4 separate regions of the Mus musculus genome follow, and regions 1, 2 and 4 are each linked to region 3. A link is a loop called in an ENCODE intact Hi-C map of the cell type or tissue named here. Cell type or tissue: left cerebral cortex. All regions are shown on one strand.

Region 1 (8,000 bases), 47 kb after region 3:
AAAGAAGGGAAGGGAAGAGAAGGAAGGGAAGAGGAGGAAAAAAGGGAAGGAGGGAGGGGGAAGGACAGGAAGAGGGAGGAGGAAGGGGAAAGGGAGGGGAAGGGAAGGGAGGGAGAAGGGAAGGAAGGGTGGATACCATACTCAATGAAAGAGGACTTACAAAAGCAGAGGCAGCTCGTGTGCATCTCTGTGGCCTCTGGTTCATGATCTAGGGCTTTCTTTGCACAAATGGTACCTCTTTGGTAAGTGTTGTTCAGATCAATTATTTAAAACAAAATAAGAGGCTGGGGTGTCCCTCACTGGTAAGGAGCCTTCTTAGTTCACTGGTAAGGAGCCTTCTTAGCTCACTGGTAAGGAGCCTTCTTAGCAAGCAAGACACGGGGCCCAATCCCCATTACTGCAGGGAGAAGAAAAAGCAAAAGCAGAAAGGAAGGATTGAGGGGCTGGAGGGGGCTCTGTGGCAGAACACAAGCTGAGCCCGTGCAAGGCTCTGGGTTCCATTCTTAGCTGCAAGACAACACAAAGTCCCTGGGTCACCTGGTTCCCTTTGCTTCTCAGGGCACAGAGAGAGATCCAGTGAGGAACAGGACCTTGCCTAAGGTTGCACAGGACAGCCAGAAGACAGAACATAGAAAGCGCCCATGCTGTGACAGATGCTCAGAAGTCACTCAGCTCCAGTGCCCTTCCTTTCTAACTGACAGCACCTTTCTAACTGATAGCACCATGAGTGAGTGGGTGGGTCCTCAGCTTTCCCCACAGCTTTTTGTTTTTTCTTTTCAAGGCACTGGAATCAAACCCAGGACCCTGGCTGTGCTAGGCAGGTGCTCCTGCTGCAGCATATACCCAGGACCCCAACTGTGCTAGGCAGGTGCTCCTGCTGCAGCATATACCCAGGACCCCAACTGTGCTAGGCAGGTACTCTTCCTGCTGCAGCATATACCCAGGACCCTGACTGTGCTAAGCGGGCACTCTCCTGCTGCAGTATATTACCAGGACCCTGACTATGCTATGTGGGCACTCTCCTGCTGCAGCATATATCCAGGACCCTGACTATGCTATGTGGGCACTCTCCTGCTGCAGCACATACCCAGGACCCAGACTATGCTAGGCGGGCACTCTTCCTGCTGCAGCATATACCCAGGACCCTGACTGTGCTAAGTGGGCACTCTCCTGCTGCAGTATATACCCAGGACCCTGACTATGCTATGTGGGCACTCTCCTGCTGCAGCATATACCCAGGACCTTTTTTCACTTTTTATTTTGAGACTGTTGTCTCACTAAACTGCCCAGGCAGGCCTTGGAAGTGTGACTCTCCTGTCTCAGTTTCCCAAGTAGCTGGTATTACAGGCCTTGCTACCAGGTCTGGATGACGCCTCTGTTCTTGCCCCCATTCTGTACGGCCTCTGAGTTACTTAGCTGAAACCAAGCTGCTAATTAAGACCGGAGTGGGGTTTACTAGTGGGAGCGACTGTTGGCATCTTGCCCACCACACTGCCCCTGTGTTGTGAATTGAGCAGCTTGGTTAGCACTCTGGGCTGAGACTATCTGGATTTGAATCCCAGTTCCACAGGGGTTGTGCTTTGGGTCATAACCGTCCCCCAAAGAACGTGTACAAAAGGCTTAGTCATCAGTCCATCATAGCAGAACATTTAGGAGGAATCTGTGACATCGAAAAGGACAGTGGGACCCTGACCCCTTGCTCTCATTTTGCTCCCAGGCCTCCATAAAGTGAGCAACCTTGTAACATCTGTACCTCACAGTGATGTGTCCAATGTGACAAGATCAAGCCATGGGGGGCTGACACCTCAGAAGCCATGAGCTCAACGTAATCTTTCTTCCTCTCGAGTCATCTTGCAGTATCTGTCATGGTGATGAAAACTGACAGACATTAATTAACACATGACCGTCTCTCCTCTCAGACACTTCAGCTTTCCCTGTGATATGGGAAAATGCATTTGCCCCCAAGAAGTTGTTCTGAAATTTAAATGGATTAGAATATATATTTTAGGGGTTGGAGAGATGGCTCAGTGTTTTAAGAGCACAGCTCTTCCAGAGGTCCTGAGTTCAAATCCCAGCAACCACATGGTGGCTCACAACCATCTGTAATGGGATCTGATGCCCTTTTCTGGTGTGTCTGAAGATATAAAGACAGCTACAGTGTACTTACATATATAAAATAAACTCTCTCTCAGTGCCTAAGAGATGGCTCAGTGGTTAAGATCACTGACTATTCTTCCAGATGACCCAGGATTAATTCCTAGCACCCACATGGTAACTCATAACTCCAGGATCAGGCACCCTCATGCAGACATACATTCAGGCAAAACAGCAATGCACAGAAAATAAAAATAGATTTAACAAAATCAGATAGTGATTGTTCCCTCTCCATTTCACACCCCCCCCCACGTGTGTGTGTGTGTGTGTGTGTGTGTGTGTGTGTGTGTGTGTGTGTTACTAGGGGCTGAATTTAGGATTTCACATATGATAGGCAGATACTTCATTATGGAGTCATACCCTTGGCCCTCTTTATAATTTCCATTTTGAGACGAGACCCTTTAATCCTACTGCTTCGACTTCATTAGTAGCTGGGATTGCAGGCCGGACCTAGTGCAGTCTTAAGTGTTCAGTATGCTTTGAAGTTTGTGTTTGACTGTTGCTACACTGGTGGCTCCAGAGTTGACACTGAGCCTTCATGAGGACAGACATTCAATGGTAGAGTTTGTTACTGATGAATAATGTAAGATTCCAATGATACTTTAAAGGACTCTCACATGTATAATTTGAGAGTGCTGGGGTCTTCTTCTTCTTCTTCCTCCTCCTCCTCCTCCTCCTCCTCTTCCTCTTCCTCCTCCTCTTCCTTCTTCTCTTCTTCCTCCTCTTATTTTCTTAGTCACAGCACATGGAGGGCTGAGCTGGGGCTTCAGCTGTCCACAAGTCCATTTCCTCTTGCCTGTACCATCGTTACAATTCCGCCTCCCATTCTAATGTGCTCATGTTGAAATGGGGGTGGCACCCACAGCACAAAGGCTGTGGCTGACTGCCAAAGGACCTCAACCAGGAAAAGTGGTGGGAGGCAGCCAGCTCCTGCCAAGAATGGGAATGTGATTTCCTATCCCACCCCCACAGGGGCCCCCAGCCTCCTTTCTGCCCACTTCTCCTTTCCCCTAGTCCTGTAGGCCACAGGTTTCTGTCTGAAAAAGCGATTAGCAGCGACTAACTCAGCCTGTCTCCTCCTGCCAACTTCCTGAGCACAGGGGCAGAAGGCTCTCTCTGCCAAGAAGAGAGCCTTAGCCCAGCACCCAGCCTGTGTCAGCGGGATGTTGACAGTCATTGGTCATTTATTCACAGCCAACTGCCACACTTGAGAGGTGATTTTATTTAATGGTTGCCAGCCAGGGATACCTGACCTGACTAACCTGCTGGGTTCCTGCATAGCGCTGAAGCCTCGGCTGATACAATGTGTTTTCTGCCCTTTTAGTCCTGTGCTTGCTTTAGTAATGTGGTACAGGGCTGCTATTGATCCCATGGTTCAAGCTCTCCTGCAGCCCCAGGATGGGCTAGGTGGGGGGTCGGGTAGGAGTGGTTAAGTGAGATAACTGTGAACTTTAGATTCCCCTACCTTTACCTCCCTAAAGCTGGGATTATAGGTATGCACCATGATGCCTGGTGCGTGCTTAGGGTCAGCTATCTCTAGTATGCCCAGCATGCTACCTTGAAAAGCAGGTGTAGCACACTGCTTCTCAGACTTTAATAGATATACAGGTGACCTGGAACCCTAGTTGCTCCTATAATGCAGGTACTAGGGGTTGGAGAGTTGGCTCTGCGGTTAAGAGAAACTTACACTCTTTCAGAGGACCCAGGTTTGGTTCCCAGCAGCTACATAAGTGACTCACAATCATCAATACTCAGTTCCTGGGGATCCGATGCCCTCCTCTGACCTCTGGGAACATCAGGCACACATGTGGTGCACAGATACACATGCAGGCAAAGTACCCACGCTCCTAAAATAGAGTAAGCAAATCTAAAAACAAAGTCAGGTTCTTCAGCTCAAGTGTGAGGCTCAGTGGCCGAGGGCCCATCCAGTGTGTGCAAGGCTGAGTTTCAGCCCAAGCCTTGAAACAAAAAGGGGACAAGGGGACAATATTCTGATTGGCTGGGTCTAGGGGGAGGCCAAGAGCATTTGTAATAAACGCTCTGGTAACGCTGCTTCAAGTTGCTTGAATAAAAAAGGTTTCTGGAGAAATCGTGGTTAAAATCCACTGGGGGAACTGTGAAGTCGGGAGGATTTGTTGTAGAAAGATGGGGTGTCATAAAGCCAAAGGGTGAGAGTGTAACTGGGCTTCATAAAGATTTGAAACCAGGGGTTCTCATGACCACAGACCTTTCTTAAAAAGAAAAGAAAAAAATGTGTGTGTGTGTGTGTGTGTGTGTGTGTGTGTGTGTGTGTGTAGGTGAGAGGACAACTCTTGGGAGTGGGGTCCCAGGGATTGAACTCAGGCCATCAGACTAAAGGGCAAGTGCCTTTACATGTTGAACAATCTCACTAGACCCACAGGATCCTCTTGGTCAGTGTTCCATGTACTTAACTCAAGGCCTAGTTATCCCGGCCCCACCCCTGGAATGCCCCGCCCCTGGGATGCCCCACCTCTCCTCACCTCCTTTTCTCTTTTCCCTCAGATCTCCTCAGTGACAAGGTGATTCTGTCCAGAGTCCTGTAGGTTGCATGTCTTGCCTTCTCTTGGTTTGCCCTGGTTCTGTGATGCCCTTTAGTAATTCCCTATGGCAGCAAGCAAAGGCAACGCAGTGTTTGCGTGCTGGGGTAAATGAAGTCACCCGTACCCTCAGCTTCTAGTGAGGCTGCGGTTACACCAACACCAGGCTTCTGTCCTTTGCGCTGGTTCTCAACCCGTGGGTTGCAGGGTCACATATCAGATAGCCTGCATATCAACTATTTGCATTATGATTCGTAACAGTAGTAAAATGACAGTTATGGAGTAGCCACAAAATGATTTTATGCTTAGGGGGTCACCACAACATGAAGAATTGTATTAAAGGGTGGCAGCATTGGGAAGGCTGAGACCCACACTGGTCTGTGTGTCTCACGTCTGAAAGCTTTTAGATTCTTCTCACCTCCAGTTCTAAAAGGTCACCATAACGCACCTTGGGGTAGGCACATCTTTTCTAACTCACAGTAATGCATAGTTGGCCAGGACTTTACACTTAAAAATGTGTGTTCTCTGCTCTAGGGGAAAAAAAAATCTAAGTCACGTTTAAAAGTCTGAATTATCTTGCCCTTTCTTTCTCAGTTCATCTTATCTGGAATTCCTGTTGTTGGGCTCTTCAGCCTTGTGAGTGGAGTCTTTCATTTTCTTAAACTTTGTATCTAACTGCCCCTTGTCTTTATCTCTGTTTTCCTTTTTTGTGAAAATTTGGTTTTCTTTTAAGACAGTGTCTCACTGTGGAGCTCAGGTTGGCCTTGAACTTGAGATCTTCCGGTCCTACTCCCATCCCCAGTAACTGGAATTATGGCCTTGTGCTACCAGTTCCAGTTCTAGCTAGTCTTTCTGGCCAGATACCTGTCTGGATCCATACTGGAGTAGGGAGGAAACCCCAAAAACCCAATTTCTAGAACGATAATGGAGGAGAGAGGGCACTGCTTAGATTGTAGACTTTGGGCCAGGTGCCTCCAACTCTGTCCACTACCACACACCTGCTCCTGTCTCACGTCCCACGTCCCTTCTCAAACCACCAGGGGAAAAAAAAAAAAAGACCAGCATCCTCCCCTTGATTGCTTAAGACAGGGTGTCAGGTAGCCCAAGTTAGTGTGAACATTTTATGTAGCTGAGGATGATCTTGAATTTCTTATCCTCCCGCCTCTACCTTCTAAGTTTTGAGATTCCAGATGTATATCACCAAGCCTGACCAGGGCCAGTGTGACACAGTCATAGTGTGCAGGGTTTGTCCACATCTTACACTGTGGCATGGGAATGCTGAGTCCAAACTAGTGTGGATTCTACTGGATCTTAGCGGAGCATGCTGGCACATGCCTGACATCCCAGCAGTTGGAAGGTAGAGGCAAGAGGATTGCCTTGGATTTGGGGGCTAGCCTGGGACTACACAGTGAGTTAAATGCCAGCCTACTTACTCTACTTATTGAAATCCTGTCTCAAAAAAGCTGAATGTAGCTAGGTATGTGGTAGAACATGCCTTTAATCTCAGCATTTGGGAGCCAAGTGGATCTTTGTGAGTTCAAGGCTAGCCTGGTCTACAAAGTGAGTTCTAAGACAGCTAGGGATATTGTACAGAGAAACCTTGTCTCAGAAGACCAATAACCAGGAGCTAAAGAGATGGCTCAGAGGTTAAGAGTACCGACTGCTCTTTCAGAGAACCTGAGTTAAATTCCCAGTAACCATATAGTGGATCACAACCATCTGTAATGGGATCTGATGCTCTCTTCTGGTGTGTCTGAAGATAGCGACAGTGTACTCACATACATGAAATAAATAAATAAATCTAAAAAAAAAAAAAAAAAAGACCAATAACCAAAAACCAAAAGAAAAAGAAGAAAAACCTGAATGTGTTTGTGAGAGAGAGACAGAGGGAGACAGAGACTGAGAAACAGAGATAGAGACAGAGAGAGAGAGAGAGAGAGAGAGAGAGAGAGAGAGACAGAGAGAGACAGAGACAGAGACAAAGAGAATATGAATGAGTGAACAAGTGGTACACCATGGACAGGAAATACTCAGACAGTTGATTGTGGCAATGTTTGTACAACTCTGTGACCATATGAAAAGTCATCAAATTGTATGCTTTAAAGCATGAATCATGGTTTGTGAGTTGTATCTCAATAAAGCCATGACAACGGAGTCTCTGGAGCTAGTACTGTGCCAAGATGCAGGTCCCAGGTGTCGCTGTCCTTCGAAGCCTTTGGCATGTCTATGACACTTCTCAGTCACCACATTAGCAGGATGCATCCGAGTGACACGTGTATTCTTAACTGAAGGTCGTTCATTTGAAGAGTTGTCACTGGCTTCCTTAGGGGATGTCAATAGCATCACTGATAGTTATCAAGTCAGACAGATGAAAGAGATGGTTTTGTCTCTGCGCTCTCCTTCCCATGGCGGTGATTTCTTTCCCATGGGGGTGGGGGTGGGGGTGCAGAGGTCATGAGTGTTTGCTTCTCCTGCAGAGAGCTGGAAAAGGTTTGTTTCCAGCCCCTGGATCACCCTGCTCACAACCATGCTCACAACCAGCTAGAATTCCATCTCTGGGGAATCCAATGCTCTCACTGGCCCCCAGTGGCACCAGAGTGCATGCATTTGGGTGTGTTTACCTGTATAAGCATGCACACAAATTTAAAGACTAAATAAAATAAAACATTAAAAAATAAATTATTTCTGAGATTGGAATGATGGATTAGTAGTTAAGAGCACTGACTGCTCTTCCAGAGGACCTGGGTTTGACTCCCAGCACCCACATAGTAGCTCTTGCTCTTGTAACTCTTGCTCCAGAGGATCCAGTGCCCTCTTCTTGTATTCATGGTCTCCAGGCACACATATGATACACAAGCAGGTAAAACACCCATATACATAAATAAAAAAAATAATAAAATGATAATAATTTTTAAAAGGAAATAGTTTCTTTTCTTCCTAAAAGTTACTTAAAAAAAAAAAAAGAATAAAATGAAGCTGAAAACAAAACAAAGAACAACTTCTATTGGTAGCAAATAATATAGACAGCACAATAAAAGTGAGTGTGCAAACCTAGTTCATTCATCAATATTGTTTTCAATATGCTGGTCACTGCCCTCCAGCAATGCAGTGGAAAGCCAGTTGCAAAGCTGGAAGCTAGGAACAAGCATTTGGCTTTGTGTGACCATCTCCCAAAAGACAGAGCTCTCCCTCTAGAAGAGGAGGGCTGTTTTAACTATCAGAGGACTTGGAGACGTTTTCTTCTCCTTGAGAACTCAAGATTATTTTTATGACTTAAGTATTAGGGGG
Region 2 (8,000 bases), 80 kb after region 3:
CCCCAAACAGAGAGCCGCAGGAGTCTGCCCTTTTGTGGGTTTTGGCCTGAAGACAGTGACAGCACCGGGCCTGTCAGCCCTATGTGAGGATTACAGTCCAGGAGAGAAAAAGACAGTCCTTAGGGGTGGAGCAGGTTTTCCAACAGATGTCCCAAGCCACTCCCCTGTCCCGGAAGTGATGCCACACCCTAAAGCTCTTTTCTTTAATAAATTTGTGGGAAAGCAGTGTGTATTTGAGACACTTAAGTTTCTTCTCCAGCATCCTAGCACCAAACACTAGCAAGGGACTGAGCTCGGGGACTGTGCAACCCAAGAATATGCAAGAGAGGATCTTAAAGGTGGAGACAGCTTAAGTTCAAGACCAGCTGGGCTATGCAGTGAGACCGTGTCCAAAGGGGCAGGGAAGACAGCAGAAGAGGGAGCCATATAGAGGCCTAAAGAAGGCCAAAGGCCAACACAGACAGGGGAACAGAGCCTGTACCAAGGGAAGGGGTCTAGCAGAAAGAGGACACTTCCTCCAGGGGCATAGAGCAGACAGGCCTCCAGAACAGGCAAGAAGGGTGGAGTATGTTTAGGGAACTGTGACTAATGTGTACCATTGCTTCTCAGCATCCTGCTCCGGGCACAGGCAGAGCCTTCAAAAACGGTTAGCTGTTAGTCCGCCCCATGGGGAAGGGTGGGGAGAAGAGTAGGAGACAGGCTGGAGAGATGAGCAGCCCAGAAGGCAGAAGTCTGCAGGCCAAGAGCAGGAGCAGGGACCCTGGATACACAGTGTCATCACGCTTGGGCGAATATTTCCTTTTCTTGGGAGATTGGTGTGGTATGGCATGCCTTGGGTGTGGACAGAGGCTGTCCAAGGAGTGGAGAGGCATTACAAGTCTCTGGGGCTTGTGGAAAAGCTAAGTGGTGCCTACACCAAAAGTTGGGCTGGGACAGGCCCTGAGTCAGAAGAGATTATTTAAAATGCCTGTAGGGCCACATATGGGCGGATAATCCTGAGTTGGGGGTTTGTCTGCTTGTCTTCCATAAGTTCAATATTTCTCAAGGGCCTGCTTCCCATCCTTCCGCCCTCCACTTGGATGCTGATGATCAAACCCCATGGCCTCATGAATACTACAAGACAAGCATTCTACAAGGGAGCTTAAGCCCCAGCTATGCACAGCAAACAGGACAGATGTTCCCTTCTCACAGCAGAAGTAGCCAAGGTCGACCAGTTCTCCCAGATGCTTCTGTTAAATGTTTTAACATTTTCAATCCAAGGCAAACCTCTGTCTTCTTTGCCCACAGCAGTGCAGGGGTTGGGGACACATAGGCCTGGAAGACTCAGGCAAGTCTGGAGCAAGCTTCCCTGGGACTAAGGGCTAGACTTCCATTGAGCAGTGTGCCCTGACCAGACTATAGGATTACTTCCCTTCATCTGACTACCACCATGTAGTTCATCTTTAGGGTTCTTTGTTTTGTTTCTTTCCCAGGTTGTCCTTGCTTTTTTCCTGTCTCAGTCTCCTGAGTGCTGAGATTACAGACGTGCCATCCTGCATTGTTCATATGTTTGTCATTAGACCCTAAGCATGTTTTAGCTTCTGGAACATTGTAGGGGAGGGGTTAAGATGCTGACTCCAGTACAAAGGGAAGGGCACTCTACTGTGTGGTTTTCGGTGAGTTCCTTGAACTCTTTGCATTCTGCTCACTACATGGTGATGCTCTCATCTTTGCAGGGCTGAGTGAGGACTAAGCTGACTCATGTCCTGTATTTAACGCTGTGCCAGATATGTCCTCCATAACTATGAGCTACATGGTTCTAGGGTGTTGGAGCTACACAGCCACACAGTATATTGGGCCTACATGGGCTCCAGCGTATGTGCAACACAGTGGGGCAGGCCCATCACCTTCCCAAGCTGGACTCTGATAGGACAGCAGAACATCCCAACACCTACTTCAAACCCATGAGTAGAATAATTTTCCTGGGGTTACGGTTTAAACAAGCATTCTAGGATGGACCCACCCTTTCCTGGGGTAGGAAATCAGCCTCTGGAAGCCGGGGACTCATCGCCAACTTTCCAGGTGCTCTTAGAATCTCTAGGTGGCTTACTACTCCGAGGCCAACTGACAGGTCATCATTTGACCTACTCTCTGTGTAGCCGGGGTTTGAGCTGACACACAGAAGGACTGCCTGCATGGCTTTTCTCAAAACTGACAGGAGTGACTCATCCAAAGGTCACCAGTGCCTGGGGCTGCATGGGGCAAAGTGATTCACTGTCTCTAGCCTGGCCTGGCCCCACAGCTGCCTGGCCTTAATTCCTCTCAGCGGATAGTCTCAAGCCTGAGACTCTCCACCCAGAGGAGGGAGCCTCCTCCTTCTTTGATGGCTCTGCTAAAAAGAACTCAGCTCTGTACTTGCACAGACAAGGACAGGGTTGGGAGAGCTGGCCTGCTCACACACCAGCTTGATGGATCGGAGAAGGGACCAGGTCTCTACCTTCAGCTGGGTTCTGGGTCTTTTGTAGCCTCTTGGTAGAACAATTTTATCCAACTTCCATCACACACACACACACACACACACACACACACACACACACACACACCATGAGACAGCATCCATGTAATCTCATTTCTAAGAAAAAGCAGGATGAGATGGTGGACATCAAGGTCCCTGGTAACTAGAATGTCAATAGACAATGTGACAATGTGTTTACTTTTCTGTTAGAGCCAGTCCCTTCCTGTTTGCCTGAATTGAGTAAAGAAGCAAAAATACACAACGACAAAGATGAAGGGCTGAATTAAGAAGCTCACTTGAAGGGATAGGATTCCCAGGCTTGGGGTTGGGTGGGGCCTGGCAAGAGGGCTAAAGGGATTGCAAACTGGAATGGGGGAGGTGAGGCAAGAGCGGGGTTGGGGGGTGGGAATTAGGTCTTTGATGTGCTCACCCCCTACCTACCCACCTCAATCACAAACCCCACATACTTTAGTCCTGAAGGTACTCTGGGTCCCGGAATGGACCTCTAGGATTCCCTCAGCATAACCCTGCCCCTCGACTCACACCTACTACTGCTGCCTTCAGGTTCCCAGGCATCCCTGGCTGGCAGGATTCTCTGGGGCTGTTATATCTTGAACAGGGTCTCCTGGACCCTGGCCTCGGACTCTGTCCCTCTGTTACTAAGTGAGCGTATAGAATGAAGGAGAGCAGGTCCTGAGCAAGACTGAGAGATGACCATTGTGAGACAGATCTCACAATCTTGGATTCTGCCTTAACTTCCAGGGAAGAAGACTCACTCCGCCTCCCCACAGCCCATCTCCTCCAGAGGCCTGGTTTTTCTTCACGTTGTATAGATATGAAACTGAGCACCCATGCTCTGGGGAGAACTGAACCCCCATGCTCTGGGGAGAACTGAACCCCAAAGCCAGGAACCCAAGATCATGAACCGCCGCCTCCCTAGCAGGGTTTGAGCTGGGCGGGAACTTCCAGCCTTCTGGTCCAAGCTCTGCAGACGGGCCCTGGATGCTGTCCCTCGGCCCACGGGAGAGGCCAAGGCAAGTAGGAGCCAGGGATTCTGACTCCATGAAAGAATGACTCATGCTGAATGGCTCTGCTCCCTGATCCAGCCCACATTCCCGGGCCTTTGTTCTGACCCGCCGGGGCTCCGGCCTTAAAGGGCCAGATCTCCCAAGGCACCACCCTGTTGCAACCCCATGACCCTCGCTTAGCCAGATCCCTGATGGAGTTTCTAGTGGGCTAGGGAGAAGAATGCTATACTGCAGGATTTAGGGCAGTAAGTGGTTCTCAACCTGTGGGTCGAGACCCCTGTATTAGAAACCATACATTTACATTATGATTCAAAAATTGCAGTTATAAGTAGCAATGAAAATAATTTTATGGTTGGGGGTCACCACAACATGAGGAACTTGTATTAAAAGGCCAAAGCATTAGGAAGGCTGAGAAACACTGGTTTAGGACAGCGGATTCCATTCTCAGACCCAGCAGGTCGGGGGAGAGGGGCGGGGGGGGGGGGGAGAGGCGGGGGTTGGGGAGATAGAGACGGTAGGGTGTAGGGAATCTTTTCCTCACTTGCCAAGAACCGAAGAGATCAAAGCAATTTCCTCCAGAGTCTCACAGCCCCTCCCTCTGAGCACACCTTCCTCCCAGGCTGCAGGTCTGCTGCTGTTCCCACCTGGGGATCCCTCCATCATCTCCCTCAGATCCAGCTTCCTGTTCCTTCGTTTTGGTTTGCTATCTTTCTGTTTGGCCCAGGATGGCCTTAAACTCAAAAGCCTCCTGCCTCTGCCTCCCATATGTTGACATTATGGGCAATACCACCAGGTTCAGTACCACTGGCTTTCTTAAACTGTTCCTTGCCAGCTGTGTCTGGTGGGTTCTAGGCTATCCACTTGTGTGTATTCAGGCTCCAATCTTCAGGTTCCACAATTCTGTCCTGTCATGTGGTGGGGCACTTCCTTGGGACTGAAATATCACTCTGACACCTAGTTCCCAAGCAGCTTCTTTGAACCTCGCACGCCACCCTGTGGACACAGGAGAACTGGCCTTCGGGAGAATAGCAGAGCTTCAAGCAAAATGAAAGCGAGACCTGAATTCTGAGAGGTCCACACCTTCTAAACCCACAGTTATCCCACATCCTCTGCAAAACAGGCTCTTAAAGCAACAGCAACAAAAGGTAGAGAAGCTGGAGGTGGGACTCGGTAGCAGAATGAATGGTGTGCATGTGTGAAGGCCTGGTAACACACACACACACACACACACACACACACACACACACACACACACGAGGCAAGCATGAGAGAGAGGGGATTAAAGTTGAGATTATGATACTTTTTTGTAGAAATTTGGAATGATGTTTCCCAGCATCTCCTGCTCTTCCAGGACTCCTTAACCCCCCAAGCCCCACCTACAGCCAATGTTAAACACCTGGCTAGAGGTTTGAGTTAAGGCTCTGCCCCTGAAAGTTTTTAGAGACAGCCAGTCTATCAACTCTCAAACCAGGTGTGAGCTGCTTTTGGAAGGAGGGGCAAAGTCCTGAAGGATGGTAAGGAAGGGCTTGAGAGGGGATGGGAAACAGCTCAAAGGTGGGGGGTTGGGAGATTGGGGAGTGGGGATTGGGGGGGCAGCCCATTGGAAAATGTTATCAAGTGAGCCATCTGTTGGTGTTCTCAGAGTGATTCAGACCAGGCCTTAAGCAAATGAGCCAGGGCCTTGGCCTATAGCCTTGGGTCGGATGTAACCATTGGCCTTCCCATGGAGTCTGGAAGAGGGTACTAGATCCCCCTAGATCTGAAGTTAGAGGTGGCTGAGAGCCACCTGTGTTGGCTGTGTCTTCGGTAAGAGCAGCAAGTGCTCTTAACAGTTAGAAGCATATCTCCACCTCTGGAGTTCAGCTTTTTCATTTTCATTTTTTAGTTCTGGGAGCTCGACTTGACTTTATCGTTCTCTAAATATGAATTTTGTAAAGTAGTTTATAATTAAGACATCCATTTGTCAAGGATTTCTAGCTTTGAAACAACTCTCGACACAGCGTTACAGCCTTGGAGTTTCCCGGTCCTTCCCCAGTCAGCTTCTAGCGGTTTTAGTTATTGATACAATGTTGTCAGCCCGGCCTACAAAGCTAATCTCCTCGTGAGATCACAGCACAGGAAGGGAGAGAGGAGCATGCTGTCAGGCAGAAACAAAGGCTCCCTCCTCATCCCAAGAAGCCAGCAATCCAAGGCGGTGGGGTGGTCGCTGTTCTAGCTCAGGGCTTCTGAGAGGCTTTCCCTCGCCCCAGGCCTTGTTGTCTAACAGTTGTGTGTAGGGTGCTATTTTAACCCCTAGGCGATGACTTCAAACAATGCCACTCTCTCTGTTCTCATTTAGCTCAGGGAAAGGATAAATGTTCTATTTTCACTAGGGCCACCCAAGTGTGTTCAATTAAAACACATTTGAACCTTGTATAGATTAATTAAAATTGTGCGGCTAGGGGAAAGTGTATCCTTGTGGAGGTCAGAGTTCAAAGCCGGGTGTTTTCCACAATCACTCTTCATTTTGAGACAGTCTCTCACCAGACCCGGTGTTCCCAGACTGACGGAGATTGGCTGCAGACTCCAGAATCCACCCATCTCTGCTCCCCAGTGCCTGGCGAGCATAACAGTGTGAACTTGGGTCTTCACTTTTGCAGTTCCCCAAGCTTCACTTGATCCTCCTGTCTCTCTCTACCGCTGGAGAAGGCCAGTGGGAGACTGGGAGTGAGTCCCTGGGACGGCCCTTCTTCCTGGCTGCCTGCCTACCAGGGACTCTAACTCCTCCAACAGGCCACCTGCTGATGGACTGGCCCAACCAGTTCCAGACCAGATTGGCACGGGCTACTCAACAGTCGCCGGCAATTCAAGCCCTCCTTCTTTAAACTGGCCAATCCTAAATTGGAGGAGGAAAACTTTTTAGCGAATCTAAAACCTGCAGCTCTCAAGAAGAGATTGGATTTTTTTTTTCTTTTCCTTTTAGCCCCAGTTTGCTTTTGGGGGTGGGAAATCTCTTTCTCCGGGTGTCTGCTTTGTGTGTGTGTGTGTGTGTGTGTGTGTGTGTTTCTTTGCCTTCAAGAAATGACTTTCTGCAACTGCAGATTGTCTGCTGCTGTGGTGGTTGAGACGTCTCCCCTGCTCGCCGTTGTGCTCGGGGTTTGTCCTGCCTTTCAATTCTTTAACTGGCTGAGAAGACACAACAGTCAAGACCCCTCGTCTGTAGATTATTAGGATTACAAGTGTGTGTCACCAGCAGCCACTTGTGTTGTCCTGGGGGATCAAATCCAGGGCTCTATGCTAAGCATCCTACCAAGTGGACCACACTAGAGCCTCCAGTCTGATTTTGATGGTCATGACCAGGGCCCAATGTGAGCAGCTTGTATCCCAGCGGGTGGAGCACAGGGGTGAGTGGTGACTGTCTCTTCTAACTCACCCAGCCTCACTTCTTCCTGGTGGGCATGCTCCATCTACATTTAATAAGGAGTCCCTGTGAATCTTCAATCTCATCCCCTAGCCAAGGTTACACCTGACTTCCCCATCTCCTCTGCATTCCTATCCTACCTAAAGCTGGAGTGCACACTTCAGCTCAGAGGCTGAGGCCAGAAGATGGCGAATTTGAACTGTGCCTGGACTATACATGAGACCCTGTCTTTAAATATATGTGTGTGTGTGTAGTAAAACCAAAGCAGAAAAAAACCAAAACAAACAATTTCAAGAGAGCCTACACATGAGCCACCATGTTCAACTCCAAAACGACTGTTAGGCTATCTTGGGTATATTTATTAGTGTCTATTTTAAATTTTTCACTTACCACCCTTGTGTGTCCATCACACATGGCATGGCACACGTGTGGGTGTCGGGATGACACATGTGTGGGTGTCAGGGCAGTTTTGAGGAGTGGGTTGTTCCTTTCACCTCCAGTTCCACGCATCAAGCTCAAGTCCTCAGGTTTGGGCAGCAAGCATGAGTGCCTGTTGAGCCATCTAGCCAGTCCCATCTATTCTGAGACACGATGTAGCCCAGGCTGGCCTTATATTCGTGGTGATTGTCCTGGCTCTGTTTTTCCAATACTGTGATTTCAGATGTTACTACCACAACTGGCTTCCTTTAAAGCCCTGATTCTGATTAAACAGGCCCTTCCGTCTCAAAAGGCCTAGGTATAATTAACTACCTGAGCCTTGTGAAGATGTGAAGGGATGTGGAGAACCTATTAGAGTTATGCATGCTGAGTAAAAGAGACACCCAAACTCCCTAAAACTTATTTCTCTCATCCACCCACCACCTATCCATTCATCCATCCATCCCAGTCTATAGACCTACCCGCCCACAGTTTACCTATATCTCTGCATCCACCCACTCAGTGACCTCTCTATTCACAGCCCACCCACCCACCCACACCACACCCTGGAGACTGACTTTAGGCTGTCAGACTTTACAGCAAGCACTTTTACTCACTGAGCCACCTCATAGGCCCTTGTGTTTTGAGACAGGGTCTTGTG
Region 3 (8,000 bases):
TTTGGTAACCCGTGGGACCCAGATCTGGACAGGACAGGACAGGACAGGACAGGGTGCTGCTCCAGGTGATCGATCGGGCCAGAGCCTCCCAGGTCAGCAAGGTGGTATAGTCCTACAATCCTGGCCTTTCTCTTTTCCATCAAGAGGAAAGATGGAGCTGGGTCGTGTGAGGGTGACTGAAGGGAGATGTGCGGGACTGGGTGGGGTAGGAGAGCAAAGCAGACACAAGCTTTCAGCCCAGTACACTTGAGCTCAGCCTTGCTGGTGACCTCCCAGGTCACCAGGACAGGAAACACTTTCCTGTAGGCCGTGGCCTACAGGCAGCTGCCCCTGGGAGACTGAGAAAGCAGGAAGGAGGAAAAACCCGGTTACTTTGTCTCTCATTTTCCATGTGACCTGAAGTATTTTTGCCTCCTCCCTGTCGCAGCCTACCCTCCCACCCCCAGCATCCTGATGTGACCTACTTATCTGCGCCCTGAGAAGGGAGGCTCTCTGGAAGGCATCCCAGACAGGCGTTCCCTCCCTCGGAGTCTCCCAGCAAGCTCTTTAACAAGGAAAAAGCAGAGGCTGTCATAGGGGGTGGGGGTGGAATAGCGATGTTGGGAGGGGTGGGAGGAAAGGTAGATGGAGGCCAGCAGACCAGAGGAGAGGGCTCCAAGGTGCCATTGGTTACCAGGTCCCTTTCTGGCCATGACTGATGGTGTGAACCCAAAGGGATAGAAGCAGTGGGAGGAAAAAAAAAAAAAAAAAAAAAAGACAGTTCTAGATCTTTTAGGAGTTGTCTATCCGGGGCTCACTGAGCATTTATCTGATCTTTGAGCCTTAGTTTCCTCATCTGTGAAGTGGGGACAATTTTTACTTCAGAAAATTGATGAAAAGTATTCACCCTGCCCTCTGCTGTGTTCTACAGACAGACAACTCGATGAGGGACCAGAGGAGCTGTGTGTATCTGACAACGGCTTACAGCTTATTTCTAAATACATAGTCTGTGGCAGGGGCTTTATGTACAGTTTACCTCCCTTAATTCTGTGAGGGACATGTTATGTCTTTAATTTTTTTTTTTTTAACTTCAGAAAAGATAGGTCATTTGTGCAAAGTCACCACGAGGCAAGTAGCCGAGTTTGAATGTCTCTCTGGATCACGTGGGCTCCAGTCCTTCCCTAGACTACAACTTTATTGGACTTAATAAGAAAGGATTTAGCAAAGCTGGGCTTGGCTCAGGCCAGGTGATCTCAGCATTTGGGAGGCTAAGGCAGGAGGATTGCTACAAGTCTAGCTACGGTCAGCCTCGGCTGCAGAGTGGGACTCTGTCTCAAAGTGAGCAGGGCTAGATTTGGCAAAACCCACACTCCCAGGTCTTAAGTAGATTTAGAAAGCTGAGTCAGGTTGGTGATGGAGAAATCAAAGAATAATAGGATTGTATAATGCTATCATGTTATGCTAATCTTGGCTCTGAGGAAAGATTCCCTTCTGTGTGGAAGGCAGTAACAGAGAGCATTCCCCTGATTCTGCTGGTAGCTCCCCATGCCCTCAGGGGTACATCCCAACCCCAGAACCATGGCTGCTCTGTTTGCTCTACTTGTTTTTGTTTTTTTAAATCAAATGTATTAAAATACACCCATATTATTCGCTAAATAAAAATTTGGATATAAACCCTTTAAAAGAATTTTTGCTTTGTTTTTTCCTAATTTTCTAAACAGTATTATTTGTTTGAATTGCAAATAAATACAAACAACATACACCAAGGTTAATTAGCTTTTTTTTTTTTTTTTGGATAAAATTTCTCATCAGGCTGGCTTCAAACTCTCAGCAATCCTCCTGCCACAGCATCCCCAAAACTGGGGTTACAGGCATGCACCACACAATGAAAAATGCAGTATTTGAATTCAGGAATTAATTGCGGTGTTCAGTTCTGGCCTGGGGATGTAGCTCAGAGGGTTTGTCTAATGTGTGCACAGCCCTACGGTACCATGTAGGCAGCAATGTTTCTCTTTCAGGTTTCAAGTAGACTTGGGGAAGCTCACAGCTCAAGACTTGTTGTGCACATTTACCTAGCAGGCAAAATGGCCTGCAAGTAACCCCTGCCCACCTCCCCTGCATGCTGAGATCCTATAAATACTGTTTCCCCTATCTAGAAAGTTCTCTCTCCTTCTACAGCTAGATCCCATCCACTGTCGCCTCATGGCCCTTGGCTTTTGTTCTACCGCTGAGCACTTGCATGAGTAACCTTTCAGGAGCCTCATCTATAAAGGGATCCATAGGGGATTAAGGTTACCTTCGTAGGGTATTAAGTAGCTGTCCACGAGAGCTTGGTCTCCACCAGTCTGCCTTTAACCAACTCTCACCCAGCTGCTGGAGCCCTGTTTGTCTTCTTAAAAAAAAAAACTGCCTTTTATGTGAGGAACACTCAAGAAAGGAAGTCTTGTTTTCGAGATGGGGTCTTGCTGTCCTGCCCTGGTTTGGTCAGGGGAGACATTCAGTGCGGAGGTTCCAATCTGAACCCAGCCCCTCACTCTGGTGGCATCCTTCCACCTTAGAGGGCTACCAATAGAAAAATGAGTAAATGTGGGTACAAAGGTGGAACTAGAGATGCTCTGGGACCTTTGGGACCCAGAGCAAGTATTATAATAGGGCCTCCGGAATGAGCTGGTAATTCAAAACCCAACCCCAGAGTGACAAAATGGTCTCTGACACCGGACTGTCCCTGTTATCTGAGAGGAAGGGGCTCCAGAAGAGACATGGCAGGGGAATCTCCTCATTTGGTTAATGGCATTAAATAGCTTGTGGGCTTTGGGTGTCACTCAGTGGTAGAACACTTATTTTCAGGACCCTGTCTGTGCTCACCTTCAGCCTCAGAAGCAAAGACAACAACAAAAAACAAAACAAAAACAAAAACAAAAACAAAAAACCCAACCAAACAACAAAAAGGATCTGTGGAAAGAGGTGGCTCAATGTAATACTAACCTATGGGGGACTTAAAGTGTGTACGTCATATCCAAAGGCCGCCTCCACCCCTTCTGGAAAGTCCTTTAGCTTTGTTTCAGGGAGCTCTGATGTGCCCTCCATGATGGCCTCCAAGCACACAATGACGCCTGTGGGGGTTTTCGAATGGGGGCTTTTTGCCATCCTGGTATGAAGCTGAGTTAGTCAGAAAAACTCATGCCTTGTAATCCGGATGCCTGCTAGGTAAGGGCCCTGTCACTGAGGTGTCCACAACCCAGTCACGACAGAGCCTTGGTCCTGCAGGCCTAGACCGGCTGTACACACTCCAGAGAGTTCTTGTGAGGCTTAGTGGAGGACGTTTGTAAATACAGACCCTGAGCAGAGCTCATTCTGCCTTTATCTAGTTCTGAGGGCCATGCATCAAGCAGCCGCACAGATCTGGGTGTGAAGGCTGGAACTTTAGCAACTACCAGCATTTCTAGTGTCCCTACAAGTCACACAACCAGGCGGAGAGGTGGAGGAGGGGGACGAGACGGGGGAGGGGGGCGGACTGGGGACAGCTGGGGGGGCGGGGGAATGGGAGCGTGCACACGGTCAGCTGACTGTGGCCGCCCGAGGGAGCACTTCCCAGCCCTCCAGTCTGGGGGGTGGGGGTGGGGGGACTCAAGGCGACTGGCTCCTCCTCTCCTCCGGAGCCAGCCCCTGCACAGCAAACTCCGGAGCTCAGCCCTGCTGCAGGGCTCAGTGGGGTTGTTTCAGTTCCCTTTTTCGCAGAAGAGGAGTTCTTGGTTTCCTGCTGAGTTTCCCCCAAGGCTTCCCTTCTGTTACAGCTGCTGCTACTGCAGTCACCTCAGAGTGACAGCTACCGCTTTTGAAGGCCCGGTGTTTTGTGGATGGGATGTTTTGTTTTGTTTTGTTTTGTTTTGTTTTGTTTTGTTTTGTTTTACTTCTGGTCAGAGAAATCCAATTTATAGATGAAAAAATTTAAAAGATGAGAGAAAGTTCCTTTGCTCACCGTCATGTGAGCTTATATAGAGAGTACAATACAAGCTAGCAAGGGATAACAGACGCTGTCAGATCTCTGGGTGAGGCCTATGCAGGACCATTTTTTTTTCTTTTCCTTTCTTTCCCTCCCTCCCTCCCTCCCTCCCTCCCTCCCTCCCTCCCTCCCTCCCTCCCTCCCTTCTTTCTTTCTTTCTTTCTTTCTTTCTGTTTGTTTTCCGAGACAGGGTTTCTCTGTATAGCACTGACTTGTCCTGGAACTCACTCTGTAGACCAGGCTGACCTCAAACTCAGAAATTCGCCTGCCTCTGCCTCCCAAATGCTGGGATTAAAGGTGTGCGTGCGCCACCACTGCCCGGCAGGACCATTTTGAAGTATGATATTGTTAGGACATTTTTCAACCTTAGCCATACTAGGACAGTGCTTAAGAATTCCGCTAGAATTTACCAAGAGCAGAGTCAAAGATGTGTGTGGAATTTTGACCTGACTTCCAAGAGAAGCATCCAGGTTTGGGACTTATTTCTTTTCCCATCCTCTCTGCCTGGTATAGAGAGCACAAGACTAAGCTATAGTTGAGAGCCTCTGCAAGCAGAACCTTGCTATAGACCCATACAACCTGAGGACGTTGGTCGCAGTTTGAAGGTCCAGAAAGCTTGGCATATGCGCAAGGCAAAATTTGTTTGGTTTTTTTGCTGAGATCCCAGCTAATGGCTGGTTTTTATTATTTGAAAGTCAGTATAGGCAGATTGTCAAATAATTTAATCTCAAAGCATGACTAGACAAGAGAAAGGTCTACCAACCACCTGTAGGAGCTACTCTAAAGTGAGTATACAGATTGAGGAAGGTCTAACCCTATTTTCTAACTGGCTGCTCCTTTCTTCAGAGATTAGAGCTGAAAGCACTCTTGAGTGTGGGAACCATGGGGGAAGAAGGGTGTGCTAACACAAACAAGACAACTAAAGGGGGAATTTTATGCACTGAAATGTTGCTTGATTCTAGAATTGAAAGTCACACCAAAGGGGGGTGGGCACAATAAAACCGGCTGAGGGTATAGCTGAGTAATAGAGCCAGGTTTGTGTACGTGTTAGAACCCAGGCCCTGTTCCCAACACTAAACAGAACACACCCCTTGGAAAGAAACCACCAAGGGACTGAGAGATGGCTCAGCAGTTAAAAGCACTTGTTATTCTTGCAGAGTACCTGGGTTCGATTCCCAGCACCCACATGGTGGCTCTTCACCATCTGTAACTCTACTTCTAGGGGATCTATCTCATGGCTACTTCTAGGCACCAGGCATGCACATGATACACAAACACAAGCAGGCAAAACCCTCAAAGTGAGCAAGTCTTTAAAACAGAAAGAAAGAAACAGCTAAGAAGAAAAGGGAGTTACCAGGCACCCAGGAGGAGCTAAGGAGCATATTGGAGACCCAAGGCTGCAGGGTTTTGCAAGGGAGGGAGGATAGAGTGGAAAAATTACACTTTCCTTGAGCCAGAAACCCTGATATCTCCTTTTTTTGGGGGGGGGGGAGCGTCAGTTAATCTGGGCATGATGGGTGCACATGCCTATAACCCCAGCCAGCACCCTGGGGACAGAGACAAGCAGATTCCTGAGACTTCCAGGCCAGCCTGGTCTATAGAGCAAGTTCCAGGGCAGCAGGGATGCATAGAGATCCTTTCTCAAACAAAACAAAACAAAACAAAACAAAACAAAACAAAGCAAAGCAAAGCAAAGCAAAGCAAAGCAAAGCAAAACAAAGCAAAACAAAGCAAAACCAAACCCCAAACACACAGACCAAGAGTCGGTTTCCATATTAACAGAGCAAGGACTTCAGATGTGATGAGTTTCTAAGCTGTCGCCCAGCTTGGAAACTCCTGCGTCTACAATGATATTTTCATTAAATGACACTCTGCTCCTCCAGCTCAAAAACACGTTAATCATCTGACTAACTGCTCAGATTTCCTGCTTTATGAGATCATCATTGCCTGTTCCAAGTGCTTTTGGCTGCCAGAGAGCAAACTTTCCGCTGGTGGACTGGAAACGTGTTTCACTGTGACAATAGAGCTGGCAGTTGGAGGGCTGCTAATTTAATCCAAAACAGTGCTGAGCTGGGGTCATCTCCACCCGGCTTTCCTGGATCTCAGACGGCAGTTTCCTACTTTGCTTTCTGACAGCTGCAAACTTGATCCTTCAGGGTTTTGCCAAGGGAGAATTGGGGTCCTGGAAACCGTACCTCATGCTCCCAGCTAGCTTAATGTGCCTCTCTCTCCTCCAGGCCACTGTCACTCTTGCCTTAAGCAGTGGTTCTTAGTAACTTAGAGCTGAGGTTGAACCTACCTTCAGGAGTCACTGGTTTGGGGATCCATGTATATCTTATGACTACAGTCTGGATAATGGTCATGTTCTGTCAGTTACAAACCACACATAGTTTCCAGAATGCTGCAGTAGCTCCTTACAGGTACCCTGGGTGGCTGTGTGGGGGTGGGGTGGGGGGTGGGGGGGTAGGGGTGGGTGTGTTTGTGTATGCTTGTGTGCTTGTGTGTGTGTGTGTGTGTGTGTATGCTTCTGTGAATGTGTGTCTGTGTAAGGATGTATATGAGTGCATGTATGTCTGTGTATCTTTCCAGAAAATTCTCACATAGTGCCCCGAGTACTCTCACAGAGGCACGCACACCAGGGAGGGGATTAGGGAAGGTTAGTCACTAATCACCTTCAGAAGTGTGGTTAAAGGCAAAGACTCTGGAGCTGAACTGCCTGGGTTTGAATCCTGGACCTGTCACTTGTTTGCTGGGATGTCTGCTCTAGGGAAAACTACTTACCCTGTCTGTGCCTCATTTTCTTAGAAGATTGTTGTAAAGGGAAGGCACCAGGAGCAACCAACATCTACCGGGGTAAATGCTATGAAGGCCTTGGCAAGTCCTGTGCTAACTGCCTAGGATGTATTATTCCCCTTTTGAAAAGGAAAAAAAACATACTGAAGTCTACACTAGCTTGCAACAAATAACTGTGACTGTGTCTATGAAGAAAGAGAAAACTGATGTAAGATCAGCCTTTTTGTCTTGTCCGTTTCCTTCTTTGTAAAAGGGTTTGTGCTGTGCCTAATTGTGTGTGTGGTCCTCCTCCTCTTCTTCCTCTTCTTCCTCCTCCTCCTTTTCCTTTTAAAGTCAGGATCTCATGTAGCCCAGTCTGGCTTCAGTCTTGCTATGTAGCCGAGGAAGATTATGAATTCGTGATGTCTGCTTCCTTCTGGTATCGCCACACCTGGTTTTATGTGGTACCAGAGGACTGAACCCAGGGCTTCATCTGTGATAGGCAAAAATTCTAGCAACTGAGCTACATCCTAACCTCCAGCCCCTACTTAATACTATGAATTACCATGCTAGACTATATAGATGAAGCTAATGGTAGTTTTAGCGATGATGGTTGAACCTAAGGTCTTGTGTATCCTGAGCTGGTACACAATTACGTACTTTTACCCGGTGCAGAGAATTACATGCTATGAATATGCATCAAACTGCTCTTTAAGTAATTAAAAGATACATGTATTGATTATAGGCGCATGTATGTGTGCACTTGCGCATGTGCCTGGGGGCATGTGTGATAAGGTCAAGGAACAATTTTTGGAAGTAAGTTCTTTCCTTCTACTGTGTGTGTCCCAGAGATCATACTCAGGTTGTCAGACTTAGCGGCAAGTGTGTTTACACACTCAAGCATCTCACTGGCCCTGTCCTGCACTGTTTATATGTCCCCACTCATGCCTGCCTGTTTAACGTTTATCATATACTCCATGTGAGAGGGAACAAAGACGGTGAAACCTCATAGAATATGGCTCCCAACAGCTTCACTTTACAGAGACACATGAAATGACCAAGGACCAACACAAGAAGCTATGTAGTGATATACTAACCTGAATTTAAAACTAACAAATTCCTGTGATGGCTCACAGCATGGAATACTATTATTCATAAGGCCAATGCAGAGGCGTTGTTGTGAATTTGAGACTAGCTTTCACTATATGGTAAATTCCAGGCTAGCTAGGGCTACAAAAAAGAGGCT
Region 4 (8,000 bases), 66 kb after region 3:
TGACGCCCTCTTCTGGTGTGTCTGAAGGCAGCTACAGTGTATTTAGATATAATAATAAATAAATCTTTGGGCTGGAGCGAGCAGAGGTCCTGAGTTCAAATTCCCAACAACCACATGGTGGCTCACAACCATCAGTACAGCTACAGTGTACTCATATACATTAAATAAATCTTTTTTTTTAAAAAAAGATTTAAAATAAAATGAAATCCCTTCCCACTCACTGTCTTTCTTCTGTCTCTATGCTAAATGGCTTTGTCCTGGGTTCTGTTCAAGAATGTGTCTTAGACAGAAGGGACTATGGCCCTGGTGAACTTCCTGACAGCCTGGCACAAGGGCCAGCAGGTTGTCAGAATCAGCACCTGGCAAGTGTGTCCACAAAGATTACTAAAGGTGCCTTCTTTACCTGAAGGCCACTCTCCTGGAAAGTTGTTCCGAAATAGCATCCTTTTGGGCTGCAGAGCAGGTTGGGGCGGGATTCTACCCTGAAACACCGATGTTGTCTCCCAGTCAGAAGAGACTCTCTCTACCCTCCCTCTGTACAGCCCTGGCATCCAGTGACCCACTGTCTTCCATTCCTGCTTTCTGGACCCCACTGTGGACAGCCTCATCTCCATACTCACCACATGGCTCTAACTCTCCAGGCTGATGTCAGTGCTGCCTCTGTGCAGTTCCTTCTAGAGAACCAGCGTGTGATCAGATAGGCTGATAATAGCCACTGAGGAGGCTGAGGCAGGAGGATCACAAATTCAAGGCCCACTGGGCACAGGGTAAGTGCAAGGCCAGATAGGGTGACTTAGTGCAACCTTGTCTTAAAATAAGAAGGTGTGTGTGTGTGTGTGTGTGTGTGTGTGTGTGTGTGTAAGAGGATGGGGATACAGTAACAGTGTGTGAGAGACTCTAGGTTCACTCCACAATGTTGGGGGAACTTTAGTGTCTCTGGAAATACAGTTCTTCTGGAATAAAATACAGTGCATGTCTCTCACACAGCGTGCTTCTCACGGCTTGCCACCAAGCTTGCTTTAGTCTTCCATGTCTGTCTGTTATGGGCTATGCATCCTCACTTTCCTTAATGTGCAGTCTCCTTCCCCACTCATGGATTCAGACATGATATTACAGAAAATATTTGGATGGCCAGGAACCAAGCGTGGGTCTTTCCCAAGATCATCATTGCTCTTTTTGTTGTTGCTTGCTTGCTAGTTTGTTTTAAGACACAGTTTCTCTGTGTAGTCCTGGCTGTCCTGAACTCAGGCTCTAGACCAGGCTGGCCTCAAACTCAGAGCATCAAGTACTCTTAGCTGCCAACCTGTCTCTCCAGCCTCTGTGTCACTTAGCTATTACCAGCATAGGGTCATAGCATCATATTTCTAAGGACTCTTTCAACTAAATATATTTTTGATGTCTTCCCGTATCTACATCCCATCCCTAGGGGGTCTTTCTATACTTTTTGTTTTTTTTTGTTTTTCGAGACAGGGTTTCTCTGTATATCCCTGGCTGTCCTGGAACTCACTTTGTAGACCATCTGGCCTCGAACTCAGAAATCTGCCTGCCTCTGCCTCCCAAGTGCTGGGTTTATAGGCGTGCGCCACCACTCCCAACTCTATACTTCTTTTAAAGCAGATCCTCACCAGATGTAGTGACTCACACCCACAAGTCCAGCACTCATGAGGCTAAGGCATGTGTGTGCGTGTGCATGTGTGTGTGTGTGTGTGTGTGTGTGTGTGTGTTGCAGGGGATTGGAGGGAGTACATGCCCTGGTGCACCTACGAAGGTCAGAGGACAACTTTTAGGAGTCGGCTCTCTTCTTCTACCACATGAGATTAAATTCAGGTCATCGGGCTTGGTAGCAAGCACCCCTACCTGCTAAGCCATCTTACTGGCCCACATTTTTACATTTTAATAGATCATTGTCAAATTGCCTGCCCAAAAAAGGCATGTGGTAATTTTGGAACATTCCTGCAAAGGATTCTTGATTAGCCCCAGATTCACCCACACGATTAGTATCTCTTGAAATCTCTTCGAGCAGACTAGAATACACGCAGACCCACACATGAGCAGTTATACAGACATATATGATGCTTTTTTTTTTTGCTTCGTAGTCTCTAGTTTTTTTTAAAAAATTTTATTTATATATTCTTTTAAATTATGTATGTGTGTGTGTGTGTGTGTGTGTGTGTGTCCGGGTGTGTGTGGATACTTACAGAGGCCAGCTCCATGGATTCCCCAAAGCTGGAATTACAGGTGATATAAGCTACCGGACATAGGTGGTGGGAAGGGAACTTGGGACCACTGGAAAAGCAGTAAGTGCTTTACCAGTGAGCAATCACCTCAGCCCTTTCCTGATTTTCTTTATTAGACTCTCTTTTAAGACCTCAGTACACAGCAGGGAAATCAGCCAAGTTGTACCTGCCACACACTCACATTTAACCTGTGTGCTGTATTGTCTCCCATTTGTCATTGTCTTCTGACTTTAGGGTGGGGAACCGCTGCTCTGTACGGAACCATGGCGTACTGCAAGAGGAGCTGTGCTGGGGCCCTGAGCGGCACTCCAGCCAGTCTTCATGAGGCACAGCCCGAACAGATCAGAGGGCTAACTGCTTGATAACTTGCCAGCGAAATTACCACTTTAGGTCCTTTGTCTACAAAGTGAGAGTGAAGGCAATACATACCTCATGGAAGTTCGTGTGTGTGTGTGTGTGTGTGTGTGTATCTGTGTGTCTGTATCTGTGTGTCTGTCTGTGTGTATATGTGTGTACAGAGGCTAGGAGAGGACACCAGATGTCTTCCGTCATGGCTTTCCACCATATTGACTTAGGATAGAGTATCCCCACGAACCAGAAGCTCACTCTCTGGCTGGCCAGTGAACTCTGGAAATCTGCCCGTTTCTGCCCACCCTCCACCTCCCAGAGCTAGTGTTCAGGCACATGAAACCATGCTGGGGTTTTTCTTACGTGGGGGCTAGGGGTTCAAACTCGGTCCTCATGCTTTATGAGATGAGCCCTTGTTTCTGAGCTATCTTCTTGGAGCCTTATGGGATTATTGTGGAACAAAATGAGCTCATGGTCTCCACAGTGTTTGCCATGCAACAACTGTGTTCAAATAGTTTTAATTTTTTTCCAGTGACACTTATTGGTCTTATCCAGGTACAGTGGCACATTCCTGTAGCCCACGCTACTTAAGAGGCTGAGCCAGGGGGTGGTGGGGGGGGGGGTCATTCAAATCCAGGAATTCAAGAACCTCCTAAGCGATGTAGTAAGGCCTCCTTTCAAAAGAAACAACAAAAAATCGTTGTTGTTGCTGTTGAAGGCAAGTGTGGCACTACAATCTTATAATCCTACTACTGAGCTTTAGGCCAGCCTGGGCTACATACTGAGCTTTAGGCCAGCCTGGGCTACAAAGTATGATCCTGTTTCAAAAACAAACAAAGAAACAAGATCATTTAAGGCATATGGGTTTCATGCCACACTTACAAAGTTTTCTTCATTCTAAGATTAAAAAAAATATTCTCAGAGTGCACTGGTACTTTTAAGAATCTGCTGGGGGGAGATTTTTGAGACTCAACACCTAAAAGAGAACAAGAACTATTAATAAAGACAATGGCCATCTTTTGTTTTTTTGTTTTTTTTTTTTATTTGTTTGTCTGTTTTCTGGGACGTGGTGTCTCTGTGTAACTGTCCTCCCTGGCTGGCCTGGAACTCACTCTGTAGACCAGGCTGGCCTCGAACTCACAGAGATCTGCCTGCCTCTGACTCCTGAGTGCTGGGATTAAAGGGTACTCCATCCATCAGTACCTGGCCCACTGGGGTTCTTTTTACCACAGAGGCTGCCATTCCTTTCTTATTTTACTATCTTATATGTAAGTTTGACTTTTCACAGGCTAGGACCAACACCCCACACATACACCAGCCCCGCCCAGTCCCTGAGAGGCCAGCCCACACACGCATCATATTGAAGCATAGGAAAAACATCTCTAAGACTCTCTGAGTGAACTGGCCCCTCAGAGTCTCAGTCTCAGGTCTAAAGAGTGGGTAGAGCAGTTTTCAAGCCTGTAAGCATCAGAAATTGAGACAGGGGATGGAGAGTTTGGGGCCAGACTGGGTTCCATATTGAAACTCTCAGAAAGAAACAAAACCAACCAAACCAACAAAACCCAGAATGGTGAGCTGTCCCTCCCATGCCTCATAAGATTTTACCTGCCACCAAGTGGCAGGTGGCACTGCAGCAATGCACTGACTGGCCTGGAAGCTACAGTGTGGGGGCTGACCAGTGCACAAGACACGTGTCTTCAGAAGCTTCCGTGGTGGGAGAGGCCCTTTTTGAGGAAGGAAGCACCTACTTGGTGGTAGTCCAAAGGGTGTTGAAAGCATCCCAAACAGTGGGAAGGGGGCAGCAATTTGTAGCCTACGAATATGTATTCCATGCCTGAGACATGTTGAGCCTTTAGCTACAGAGGCCCAAGGTTGGGGAGCTGGCTGGGTTGTTCTCAGAGAGGAAGAGGAAGGAGAAGGAGACGGAAAGCAACCATGAGAGACCAGTTCTCAAAATAGAGGCTTCTCCTTTTGAGTCCAGATATGACTGGTCAGATAGCGCATGACTTCATTTTACAATGGTCGTCGGGGCTTTGCTTATCCTTAAATGCATCCTGGCTCCAGTTCCCAGGTGACTGTGAGTCTGTAAGATTACTCACGTGCAAATACCTTTTCTGAGTAGCTCACATGTTTGGCACTCTGTACACTTTCTGTTGCTAATTTAACTGGAATTGTTCTGTCTCTGGGGGCTTTGCCGTGGCTTCAGTGTGTCTGCATTCCCGGGGGTCTACAACCAGCCACTGCCACGTGACACCCCCCACCACCACCACACATAAACACACACACACACACACACACACACACACACACACACACACACACACAGAAATCTAGATGTCAGGGCATGCAGCCTCACCTGGTTATCCAACTCTGACCCCTGACCCACTCTGGTTTTGCTCTTGATCCAGGCCAGAACTTATTCCACTACTATTGTACCCTGACACAGAGTCTCGGAGGTGGGGGGGGGGGGGGCTGTGGCCCCTGGGACATGTTATGATGACAGTTTTCCTTTGCTATGGGCCCCTCCTTTGCAGGCAGTTCTACCATCTGCATGCAATGTAAGTAAGGGCTTAGAATTGGGACACGTAGGTCCCTTCCATGCAGATCTGAATGCCTCTCCACACCTCTAGAGCCAAGGAATGGAGTCCCACAGGGGTCCAAAGTGACTCCTTACTGAGAACACAGTCATGGAGGTGAAAGATTCCTGCAGAGGGCTGTCTCTGGCCAAGCCTTACAGGCCTGCCCTGGGGGTGGGGGTGGGATATTTGGTGGATGCTATGGAAACCTGAGCTCTGGTTTCAGCACACCTGCTACGTGACAGTGGAAGGTTTCCTTGCTGTATAGCTGGTTCCTTGTTTATAGAATAACAAGGTTGGACACAGGCCGAGAGCCATACGCTGCAGTTGTACCCAGTTTGTGGGAAAGTGCCCACAGTTTGAAACTGAATGCCTTGAAGTGGGGTTAGTCCTTTCTGGTGAAAAGGAGCGATTTCCCCTTCTCCTTCCACCTCTGAAGGTGTCTGAATTTGTGCCTTTTACGGCTCCCTAATCCTAGCTCTTGAGAAATGATCCTTGCTGGCACCATGGACTGTGAGGAGGGAATCTCCACTCACCCCAAAATGAACACCTAGGCTAAGCTGGAGTCCTCACTGTTTAGAGAACAATTTTAGGCCAGTTCAGGAACAACAAAGTGGATACTATTTTCCCCAGGGGCCATGGTCCTCTGTGTCAGAGACCCCTACCCCTAACCCTTCTCTCCTGTACTTGGCTTCTCTGGACCTGCTCAGGCAGGCAGCCCCCAAACAGACCTCACACTTGGTTTAGTGCCCTTTCTCCCCCTCCTCCCCTTTTTGGGGACAAGGTTTCATGTTGTAACCCAGGCTATTCTCAAACTCACGATCCTCCTGTCTCTGCCTCCTAAAGGCAGAATATTTCATGTGTGTGCTATACTCCTGGTCTCAAAGAAACTAGATAAGTGATCGCCTAGGAGTTATAGGAGCAGCCCCAGATCTGGCACCTTTTGTTTTGCTTTCATGTATGTCTTTGTGAGGGTGTCAGATCCGGTGGAACTTGAGTTTAAGACAGTTGTGAGCTGCCACGTGGTTGCTGGGAGCTGAACCAGGGTTCTCTAGTAGAGAAGTCAATGCCCTTAACCTCTGAGCCATCTCTCCAGACCCCACTGCTTTTTTTTTTTAAACACTTAAAAACAAAACAAAACATCAGGCTAGCAAGATGGCTCAGTGAGGAAAGGTACAAGCCGTCACACCTAATCACCTGAGTGGGACCCCTGAGACCCACGTGGTAGGAAGAAGAAAGTCACCACCTCCGGGGAGCTGACTTGTAATTGCCCCATCCACAGATAAATAAATAAATAACTCTGAGGAAAAAGGAAGAAGTATATATGATAGTCTTAACTGTCACCTTGACTGGATATAGAATTGTCATGGGGGCTGGAGAGATGGCTCAGTGGTTAAGAGCACCACTGGATGCACCTCCAGAGGTCTTGAGTTCAATTCCCAGCAACCACATGGTGGCTTATAACCATCTATAATCAGATCTGGTGCCCTCATCTGGCCTGTAGGCAGAGTATATGCAGGTAGTAGAATGCTGTATACATAACTAACAAGCAAACAAACAAACAAACAAACAAATATCATAGAAACCCGCTACCACAGCTGTGACTGTTATCTGGAAAGGTTTTACAGAGTAGAAGAGGCCCACCTCAAATGCCAGCAGTACCACCTTAGGTCCAGCAGCTCAGAGTAGTGCCCCAGGGTAAGGAGTCAGATGTCAACCTTGCTTGCCCTCACCTTCTAAAAATATAGAGGAAGCATGAGCCCTGCTTGTCACCACACAGCTATCCAGTTGCTTCCAGTACGGTCCCTGTCTGCCACCTAGCACCTGCTCCCTTGGGCCTCTTACTTGACAGCTGACTTGGTTCTCTGATGAAAGCCGGGTACCAGCATTCATCTCCTTTCTGAGTGTGAACACAATGTAGTCAGCTGTCCCGCTGTCCCGATGCCAAGCTTTCCCTGCCATGATGGGCCATGCCCTCAAACTGTTAGCCAGAACTCAGCCCTCCTCCTTTAAGTTGCTCCTTATCGGGTATTTGGTCAACAAGAACAGTAACCATGTAATACAATATGGGAGCTTGGCAAAGCATGTGTCCAGTACACACAAGATACAATTCTCAATACCAGTCAATAAGCAAACTAACAAACAGAGAAAGAAAAGGAATAAAGGAATCTGTCAGTGGGGGCTGGAGAGGTAGCTCAGTGGTTAAGAACTCTTTTTTTTTTTTTTTTTTTTTTTTTTGGTTTTTCGAGACAGGGTTTCTCTGCGTAGCCCTGGCTGTCCTGGAGCTCACTTTGTAGACCAGGCTGGCCTCGAACTCAGAAATCCGCCTGCCTCTGCCTCCCGAGTGCTGGGATTAAAGGCGTGCGCCACCACGCCCGGCTTTTTGGTTAAGAACTCTTAACCACTCTTTCACAGGACCCTGAGGTCAATTCCCAGCACCCACATGGTGCCTCGCAGAGGTCTGAAACTTAAGTTCCAGAGCATCCAGTGCCCCTTCTGGTCTCTGAAGGCACCAGATACACATGTGGTGCATAGATGTGCATTGAGGCAAACACTTATACACATGAAATAATAAAATTGGGCTGGAAAGATGGCTCAGAGGTTAAGAGCACTGACTGCTCTTCTGAAGGTCCTGAGTTTGAATTCCAGCAACCACATGGTGGCTCACAACCATCTGTAATGAGATCTGATGCCCTCTTCTGGTGTGTCTGAAGACAGTGACAGTGTATTTATATATAATAAATAAATAAATCTTTAAAAGAAAGAGAGAGAAAAAAAAAAAAACAAAAGGGGCTGGAGAGATGGCTCAGAGGTTAGGAGCACTGACTGCTCTTCCAGA

What was found. Peaks named below come from ENCODE experiments on the same cell type or tissue, not always from the same donor. Only the 100,000 strongest peaks of a DNase experiment are listed, where the experiment ranks them.
Region 1: a loop joins it to region 3, with 1.8 times the contacts of the local background. A loop is called at or near these places in 7 of 42 quality-filtered maps.
Region 2: it touches region 3 in a loop (2.3-fold over the local background); 18 of 42 quality-filtered maps call a loop at or near these places.
Region 4: it touches region 3 in a loop (2.2-fold over the local background); 18 of 42 quality-filtered maps call a loop at or near these places.

Annotation. Positions count from the first base shown.
Region 1 is chr6:120,156,225-120,164,224 of GRCm38, forward strand. All of the region lies in intron 1 of Ninj2 (ninjurin 2), which reads left to right. Among named protein-coding and RNA genes, the nearest start is that of Gm25327, 16 kb to the left of the region's middle. In left cerebral cortex, no CTCF peak of the experiment used is centred here; a DNase peak (open chromatin) is centred at 3,113; H3K27ac peaks cover 478 bases.
Region 2 is chr6:120,188,871-120,196,870 of GRCm38, forward strand. The region is part of intron 1 of Ninj2 (ninjurin 2); the gene reads left to right. Among named protein-coding and RNA genes, the nearest start is that of Gm25327, 49 kb to the left of the region's middle. In left cerebral cortex, CTCF peaks have their summits at 443 (motif pointing right) and 4,517; DNase peaks (open chromatin) are centred at 1,737, 3,559 and 4,508.
Region 3 is chr6:120,108,948-120,116,947 of GRCm38, forward strand. All of the region lies in intron 1 of Ninj2 (ninjurin 2), which reads left to right. Among named protein-coding and RNA genes, the nearest start is that of Ninj2, 20 kb to the left of the region's middle. In left cerebral cortex, a CTCF peak has its summit at 3,640; DNase peaks (open chromatin) are centred at 474, 805, 1,318, 3,624 and 1 more place; H3K4me3 peaks cover 636 bases; H3K27ac peaks cover 3,783 bases.
Region 4 is chr6:120,175,335-120,183,334 of GRCm38, forward strand. The region is part of intron 1 of Ninj2 (ninjurin 2); the gene reads left to right. Among named protein-coding and RNA genes, the nearest start is that of Gm25327, 36 kb to the left of the region's middle. In left cerebral cortex, no CTCF peak of the experiment used is centred here; a DNase peak (open chromatin) is centred at 4,430.